Regions from separate parts of the Homo sapiens genome. Here region 2 is linked to region 1. Evidence: chromatin contacts called from ENCODE Hi-C data. All regions are on one chromosome and are shown on one strand. Each heading gives the region's core, a stretch centred on a gene start or an enhancer-like site at or near the end of the contact. The rest is flanking DNA. Distances are from core to core; before and after follow the strand shown. Region 1 overlaps LINC03055 (long intergenic non-protein coding RNA 3055). Region 2 overlaps RREB1 (ras responsive element binding protein 1).

Region 1 (4,499 bases), core at 757-3,256:
GTAGACACTAACAGGTTGCCAGGACTCTTAATGACAGCACATGTGAGAACCTGGCTTGGCAAGCTCGGTTTTACCAGCCTTAAAGGCTTCCATGCCCTTCCATCATCACCCAGCATTACTGGAAATTCACTAGGGTTATACATTCAGAAGAATACACAGCCACTCCCCTTCATTTCTGAGCAGGGGTAGCTCCCATATCCGCCAGCCTTTTTCCTCCCCTCAGGGCCCGGTTTACGACACTTCAAGTTTTGTTCTCTGTTGTCAGGTGCTGTTGTGTAAGGTGGGAGAACAGATACTCCTGTGGGTGTGCTTGAGCTGAAACACATTTATCTAAATCTGAGCAGCAGGTGCTTTCACACACAGGAAGAGTGGTATCTGGTACCTTCCTGTAGGGCTGCGAGGGTCCTTCCCTTTCTGCCCACAGCAGCAGATCTGGGCCCACGTTGAAGACAAGCCCTCACTGCACTTGGGCAGCTATAATTTACCAGGCACGTCAAGGGTTGGGAAAGCTGTGACTAACAAGTCTAGCTTGTGCAAGACTCATCCTCTTACCTCTCTCTCACCATCACATCCCCAGCCCCACTAAAGAGTAGGATTCTGGCTGAGTCTTTGGCTAAGATGACAAATGGCAGCCCCTCTTGTTGAGACATCCTAACTCACACCGCTGGATCCGGAAGATGCACACAAACTCCACTTTTGCTAGCTTGCAGCCCCAAGGGTGTTCCAGAAAGTAGACCTTTATAACAGAACAGCTTCCTGGACTACAGGCATTGCTGTATCACTGCATCCAGGCCATAATTCTGATTGCCCCCTGTAAACCGGGAAACTCACTCCTCAGGATGCCCACCTTGCTGTTTGCCATCATGGAAATGCACTGAAGTGGCTCACCTACATTGTTACAGATAAACCACGGGCCACAGTTGCAGCACTCTTCTCAGGGTGTGGAGGGGAAATGACATCTATTCTTTGATTAATGTTGTCTCTCTCTGTCCCCAGAGTCAGTAAACAAACAAGCTGTCCTTGGAGCAAGCAAGCGCTTCCCTTTCGGCATCTCCCCCTCTCTGAGCGGCAGCCCTGCAAGTGAGGCCAATAGCCGTCCCTCAGCTGTGTACAGGACAGGCATTCTTGGACCTCAGAGTCCTGCAGTAGCATTTTGAGGACGCCAAGTTATTGATGGGGACAGGTGCTCATAATTCAGCATAACCCACCCAAGCCGTGTTTCACTTTTTCTGGAAACCTCTTGATTTAGGAATGAAAGCCCCTGGCTCCCCCTGGGCTGGGCTGGCCAGTAAACATCTCAGTCTGAGTTTGCCGAGGTGGGTTGCTAAATTTAATTGCCAGTTTCCACACCATGTGATGGTGTGTGACAGGCCAGCTCACCCTGTGAGTTAGCCAAGGGGTTTTAAATAAATGCTTTCTGACGGAAAGGATGATAAAGGTTCCTATTATTCACCAGTGAGCCTGGAGACTGAGCTGGTCCGGTTTTTACGACTGAGGCACAGCAATGTCAATCTCATGCTCTCTGTCACTACTTCCCACTGTGGCTTGACTAGGACAGCCTTAAGCGGCCTGCAGAAAGAGCTCCAGCCGGGTAGTCAGGAGACCTTTGCCAGCCCGATCCGTCCAAGGTTTCTGTGACCTTGGAAGGCAAATAGCTCTATGGGCCAGCGTCAGCCTCTGCGTCTGCAGAGAGGAGTGCTTCACAGGTCATGCTTGGGGCTTTCAGGAAGCATGTAATAGATATGCAAAGGCATTGCTGTTGGTGAAACATCCGTGGAACACCAGGCAACAAACCACTAAAAGCAGCATTTTTCTTGCTCCGATCCTTTAAAATATCGATGGAGATAAACTGATGCTGCTATTTGTGTTTTCCTTGACTATTTCCTTACGAAGCCCTGCAGTCACCGAATGCTCACTCAACCTTCCTTCAAAAGTGATTCAACGTGTGGCCTGAGAAGCGGCAGCATCAGCCTCACCTGGGCGTTGGTGAGAACGGCAGCATCTTGGCCTCTCCTGCTGAATCAGAGCGCGCTGCTTAACACGCTCCCGGGTGACTCGTACGTAGTCAGTGCTGGGAAGCGCTGGTCTACAGTCATGTTTCTCAAGCTTGAATGCACATCCGAATCCCCCGGAAGGTTTGCTAAAGCCTTGCTGGGCCCCACCCCCACGTTTCTGATTCAGCAGGTGTGGGTCGGGGTCTGCGAACTTGCATTTTTAGAAAGTTTTCTGGTGATGGTGATGCCTCTGGTCCAGGACCACACTTTGAGAACTTCTGGTCTTTCTTGAGCAGCTGTTTAGTGATACCTTCATTCCCACGTCACTAAGGGTGCATAACGTCTCTTCGTTATGTACTCTGGCTTCCTCAATCCCTGGAATTACTGTGGTATCCTCGTGATATATCTTCATTTCTTCCTCTTTAATCATCCTTGATCTCCCCCTTGATTTCAATATGTGTTTATCTCTCTTTCATTAGGAAGCTCTAGACACAGAAAACCAGACAGCTCGGTGCTGTGCAAAAATGGGAGGATTTCATGAAAATCCTACTTTTTTCTCCCATGTAGTTGTTTTAAAATTCCACTTGTTTTTTGTTTGTTTGTTTGAGATGGAGTCTCTCTCTGTCGCCCAGGCTGGAGTGCAGTGGCGCACTCTCCGCTCACTGCAACCTCCACATCCCGGGTTCAAGCAACTCCCCTGCCTCAGCTTCCTGAGTAGCTGGGATTACAAGCGCCCGCCACACGCCCAGCTAATTTTTGCATTTTTAGTAGAGATGGAGTTTTGCCATGTTGGCCAGGCTGATCTCAAACTCCTGACCTCGGGTGATCCACCCACCTTGGCCTCCGAAAATACTGGGATTCTAGGCGTGAGCCACTGCGCCCAGCCCAAATTCCACTTGTTTCTTTTTTTCAGCCAGAGTTATACACTGCTGGCCCATAAGGAACTTGTTACGATGTGACTACTACAGAATAACCAAATCGATTTGCTGCAGTACAATTTTTTTTATTTTTAAACCGCACAAGCAATATAGTGACACATTGGATTAAAGCAATCAACACTGGGCCGGGCACAGTGACTCACGCCTATAATCCCAGCACTTTGAGACACCGAGGCGGGTGGTTCGCATGAGCCCAGGAGTTTGAGACCAGCCTGGGCAACATGGAAAAACCCCATCTCTACAATAAAATACAAAAATTAGCCTGGTGTGGTGGCGTGCACCTGTGGTCTCAGCTACTCGGGAGGTTGAGGCTGGAGGATTGCTTAAACCCGTGAGGCGGAAGTTGCAGTGAACTGAATTTGCACCACTGCACTCCAGCCTAGGTGACAGAGCAAGACCCTGTCTCCAGAAAAAAAATAAACACTGAAGAATAATGAACTAAACCTTTATGCCCCACACCCCCCCCATCTCCTAGTCCACGCTCCTCCTCAGAGTTAATAAACATTGGCAGCTAGGTGTGTGTCTTCCATGCCTTTCTATATGCATATATATACCTACACATTTACATGCAGAAATATGTTTTGGATTTAAAAAAAATTACAAGTACTGTTAATAAAACTTCCTTTTATTAATAAACAATATTTTTCAGAGATGATTTCAAATCAATAAATAGACTACATTCTTTTTAAGGCTGCATGGCAGCCAGGTACAGTGGCTCAGTGCCTTGGGAGGCTGGGGCTGGAGGATTGACGCCAGGAGTTTGAGACCAGCCTGGTCAACATAGAGAGACCCTATCTTTACAAAAAATAAAAAAAATTTACCAGGTATGGTTGTGCATGCCTACAGTCCCAGCTACTCACGAGGCTAAGACGGGAGGATTGCTTGAGCCTAGGGGTTTGAGGTTGCAGTGAGCCATGACCACACCACTGCACTCCAGCATGGGCAACAGAGTGGGAACTTGTGTCTAAAAATAATAATAATAATAATAAATACATACATTTTTTAAAAATGCCTGTCACAGGAAATGTAAGGAGAAAAGAGAAAAGGCTGTATGGCTATATTTTAAGTTATGGACATACTACAATTTATTTAGCCATTCCCCTGTTGATGGCCACTTACATTATTGCCAATAGTTTACCATTACCAACAATATTAAATTAGCACTGTCACGAGATTCAGCTAAGAAGTTGGCCTCCAAAAAGTCTGTATCAATTTACATTACTGCCCCTCACAATGAACATGCTTATTTTACATGGAATCAACACAAATGCCCATCAATGACAGATTGGATAAAGAAAAGGTGATACACATACACCATGGAATACTATGCAGCCATGAAAAGAATGAGATCATGTATTTTGCGGGAACACGGATGGAGCTGGAGGCTGTTATCCTCAGCAAACTAATGCAGGATCAGAAAACCAAATACTGCATGTTCTCACTTATAAATGGGAGCCAAATGATAAGAACTTATGAACACACAGAAGGAAACAACAGACAATGGGGTCTCCTTGATGGGGGAGAGTAAGAGGAGGGAGAGAAGCAGAAAAGATAACTATGGGATACT
Region 2 (4,589 bases), core at 542-3,041, 320 kb after region 1:
AAAATGGTGAGTGATGTGGTTCACATTCTTGCTTCCATGTACTGACTCTTTGAAATCTGGTGTGTGTGACGTGACCCCAGCCCGTCTTGGCTGCACCACACCAGCCACATTTCAGGTGCTTAACAGCCCACAGAGAGGTTTCAGATGAGCCACCTACGGCAGGGAGGGCTGCAGCTTTGACGCGGAGCCATGTCTTGTGTGTGAAGAAGGCCCAAGGGCGGCAGCTGGATGGTCACCCTGTTGGCACAGCCACTGCTGAGGGTGAAACTCGGCCAAAGTTATTGTGTAATCTTAGATGGCCCCCTGATGAAAGGAGTTCGGGTAATAAGTAACGTTAACATCATTTCAGTTAAAATGTACCCAGCAAATGATTGAGTTTGTACTGTGTGCCAGGCACTTGCCCAGGCTTGAAGGAAAGAGTGATGTTTGAGACAGGGTACGGGCTAGGCACAAAACAAGCTGGTTGGTTATAAAACAAAGTTCAGGGGTGAGTTCAGGGCCCAGGAGGGCACATTTCCCTCAGATTCCAGGCAGGCAGAGGGATCTGGTGGATGCAAAACTTCTCCTTGGGATTTTACATCAGAGGCTGTGGTGCTTCACTTAATTTCCTCTGGGTCAGGGCCCAACCGGGTCTGGTACTTCATTGACCCTGGTCATCTCTGAGTTCAAGGTGATGACATTAAATCTCTGTTGGGAATTGGTACATAGGGAGCCCAAGGGGGCTCTGACAGGAACCTCGGCTCCATGAGTAGTGAGGGCAGCTGAGACCACCCCCTTCCTGTATCTTAGTAGTGGGGCCACCAAAGGGAAATGCCTTCTTTTTCCTGCATTCTCCACTGTTCCAAGGAATGTTTATCTCCCTTCACCACACGCCTACCACCTACAGAGACCCCAAGACTCCTCATGTACCCGGGATTGATCCCACCCTTGTCAAATGTCATCCTAAAAACAGGGAAAAGATAAAATATTTGTCAGCATCTTCTGTTGAAGAGTCTGTGAGTCTGAGGCTTGGGCAGGCAGAAACAGATTTTAAACACTTCCGGGGGCTATGAACAGAGGTCCCTCAAGGAGGGGAAGACTGCCCCCACCCCTCACCTGACAGGTACAGAAGCCTTGGTCAGGACTACCCTGTCCCCCACCCAAGGCCCAGAGCAAGGAGTGGCCCACCCAGCTTCGGTAGCCACTACACACCCTTTGTGAAGTCCCTCAGACTCTGCCCAGTGCTTCACGCCACGCTGGTTTGGTTGAACAGTCAGAGCGGGGCATTGGGTTGCTGTGTGCAGCCTGGGCGGGTTCCTGGGTCATGGGGAGGGACGGCTGCCTGGCCAGGGCCCTGTCACAGGGCCATCACTGTTGCTCGCAGCAACTGGGAGAGATTAGTGCAGCTGTCGGATGTCAGTTCTCTGCCCCGAGATGGGCAGGGGAGGGTGGGCTGAGGAGAGAAGAATGTGTGAGTTGGTTGGGACTCTAGAGGAGAGGTTGTTTGCACTTACTCCTTCTGGCCTCTGGAGACAGAACAGGAAAAATGAAGCATGAAATCCCTTTTGAGAAGGAATGCCAGTCTCTCCATTAAAACACAATAATGAGGAAGGAATTCAGTATCTGAAGGAAATGGTCAAGCTGAGTGGCAGCTTCTCGGCAGGTATTTCGCAGGTTCTTCTGATGAGGGTTGCAGGGAGCAGGGAGTGTCAGCATTAGGAAATGCTCCCAGCTGAGCCAGCGTCCAGGCATTAAGGATGTGTGGGTCACATAAGGAGCCAGGGCATCTGCAAATAGCTGTCCTCTGAACGCACAGCCTGGCAGAGTGGAACGAAGCCAGCCGGCTCCGTCCCAGCCTGCCGCCTGGCAGCTCTGTGACCTCGGGCAAGTGCTGACTTGGTTTCCCTATCTGGAAAATAGATTTGAAGGCTGTTGTGAGGATGAAGGGAGATAATCCACAATCCTCAGAGTGTAACAAATACTAAATGAAATTTTTCTTCTGATACTATTATTTAGAATGTATTTTTTATATAAAATTTTATATAAAATTAAAATTTTTAGATATTTTAAACCTTCCAACATTTACAGTTATAGGTGTTGTGGCACTCTATGGCTATCCCATTCCAATGGAATTGAAAAGGAGTCAACTTCCAGGTGCGATTCACTTGGCAGAGAACATGAAAGCAATTTGTCCTTTACTCTTATAAACAGCTGTTTTTATCTAGTTTTCGCTTTTGTAAAGATTGGGAAATGGAGTGGCTCTTTAAATTTGGTTTGAGTCTTGCTTCCCACGTTTCTTAATCCCACTGTGTGAAAAGCAGATATTTAGAAACGTGAAGGAACTCGACACCTTTATGTAACAGAACAACACATCACTTTCTTTAGATTGTTGGGGGAACCCTAGGGTTCTAAGGAAGTGAGTTTCCTGATGTTTGAAATTTGCCAATGCAGCCTTTCAAAAATATGCTTAGCATAGTTTAAAAAAAAGAAAATTCACCCTTCTTGCTGATTGTGAGGAGGTCAGATATCTGTCCCTCAGCTGTCACAATGGTAGACTTGATGGAGTTACATGACAGAGAAGAGAGCCCAAGGAAGCACCTGAGTGGTTTCTCATCTCTGGGCCACTCTGTTAAGGCCTGTTTGTTGACTTTGGGATTTTCATCTTATTCTGGAGAGTTAAGGTCGCCAGATGAATAAAATACTACTGTTAGTGAGCACTGGGGGAGCTAATCCCAAAACTGTTTAGCCACAAGGTTAAGAAGTTAAAAAAAAAAAAGAGACTTTTGGTGTCCTTGTTTTCCATTTCTGTAAATCACATTGCTGATAAATTTGCCTTTGGGCATGCACCCTGCCCATTTTAGGTACTAGGCTCAGTTACTGGCTACAGATTGCAGATTCCCTTTTCAGGGCTGATGCTTTTAACAGTGATAGTTATTCCTGATAAGTACCTTAACTCTGCTGTGAGGTATCAAAACTGCTGGATCTATTTTTGGCTGCCTCTTTACCATTACTCCCTCTAGAGAATGTCCATACCATAACAACATATTTACATATTTATCACACTGCATTTCTATCCCAGCTCAGAATTGTGCAACTTTCTTTAAAAAAAAAAAAAAAAAAAAAAGGATATCCTGTCTTCTTCCAAGGACATTTGCTGTCAGAAGAACAGATATCTGTGCCCTGCCTAAATAGGCAGACTGTGTAGCACAGACAGCCATTAATTCAATGCTTTTTAAAATTTTAGGGCCTCACGGTGGCTCATGTCTGTAATCTCAGTACTTTGGGAGGCCGAAGCAAGGGGATCGCTTGAGGTGAGGAGTTGGAGACCCGTCTGGCCAACACGGCGAAACTCCATCTCTACTAAAATACAAAAAAAAAAAAAAAAAAAAAAAAAAAAAAAGCCAGGCACGGTGTCTCAGGCCTGTAATCCCAGCTACTGGGGAGGCTGAGGCATGAGAATCGCATGAATCCGGGAAGTAGAGGTTGCAGTGAGCTGAGATCGCACCACTGCACTCCCTCCTGGCTGACCGAGTGAGACGCTGTTTCTAAAATAATAAAAATAAAATAAAATTTTAATTTACTTTTGTTTTCTTAAGACTTAGTGAATCTGAGTGTGAATAAGAACATTATTTGTTGTATTAAAGTCCCTTGAGGATTGAAAGGACAAAACCCCAGCTAGCAACTGAGTGTATTTTCTTGACCTGTTGGAGCTGGTTGGTCCCACCCCTCGCCCTATGTACCTCCTGCCTTTGGTGACTCAGGCACGTGGTCAGGCAGTGGCTGGCGGGTTGGGTCTCTGTGACTTCAGGACAGCGTGGAGTTCACCAGCTCGTGTGGGAGTCAGACTTCTCTGACCATGTTAGCGCTGTGCCCTTTCCAGCCCAGCAAGGGTCAGAGCCAGTATGCTGTGGGATTTGGCTTGTCTGTTTGATTTTTGGAAAAGGGACAGTAAGGGCTGTGACAGTGCCTGTGTAGTCACTGACAACCACAGGCACTTCTCTAAGCACATATCAGAGACTCTCTGTGATCGTGGTTCCCGGCCCCTGGTGTTGGCAGCCACCTTCCTGCCATCTGTGCCTTTACATACCAGGGGCCATGTAGAAAGAGCTTACCTTATGACCTGGGAGTCGTCTTCCTCCACTGGGACCCCCAGCCCTTCTCTCTACTTCACCCTACCCAGTGCCGCCAGGGACATTACAGTTGATACTAAGGGAGGAAGGAAGGGATGGAGGATAAGTGCAGGCAGCTGCTTCACCTCTGCTGTTCCAGGGAGCCCCAATTCCACACACCCCAACACCACAGCCCCCTCCTACCATCTACCCTGAGAACTGCTAGAGCCCCTCCACCCCATAATAGGAACCTCCACAGTGGAGCAGCCCCACTGGAGGCAGGACCCACAGTTCAGCGACTGGCGTGTCATACAGGGGGTGGGGAATGGTCCAATCTACTCCAGCACTCTAAAGTTTCTTATCCTCTTACAGAAACACTGGCCAACGTGTGCTAGAATGCAGGTGTTTTCTGGGTGAAACAGGCTCTTGTGCACTGTCTTGGTACAGAAACACTTATTTCTGTGAGCAGTGATTTGGAGTTCACATATGCTAAGCAGCTCC

Evidence for each region. A loop is a pair of places that touch in the nucleus more often than their neighbours do. Pooled maps may share reads with other maps.
Region 2: a loop to region 1 is called in a map of left cardiac atrium, with 2.6 times the contacts of the local background. The contact joins two enhancer-like sites. A Hi-C loop is called at or near these places in 2 of 168 maps with a recorded cell type or tissue (left cardiac atrium and psoas muscle) and 3 of 50 pooled maps.

Annotation. Positions count from the first base shown.
Region 1 is chr6:6,891,870-6,896,368 of GRCh38, forward strand. All of the region lies in intron 2 of LINC03055 (long intergenic non-protein coding RNA 3055), which reads left to right. Among named protein-coding and RNA genes, the nearest start is that of LINC03055, 8.4 kb to the left of the region's middle. Within about 2 kb of position 2,007, at least 7 of the 41 ENCODE cell types and tissues checked have a DNase peak (open chromatin) inside an H3K27ac peak, as active enhancers do; they include psoas muscle, where a contact is called at or near this core.
Region 2 is chr6:7,215,745-7,220,333 of GRCh38, forward strand. All of the region lies in intron 8 of RREB1 (ras responsive element binding protein 1), which reads left to right. Among named protein-coding and RNA genes, the nearest start is that of SSR1, 95 kb to the right of the region's middle. Within about 2 kb of position 1,792, at least 14 of the 41 ENCODE cell types and tissues checked have a DNase peak (open chromatin) inside an H3K27ac peak, as active enhancers do; they include psoas muscle, where a contact is called at or near this core.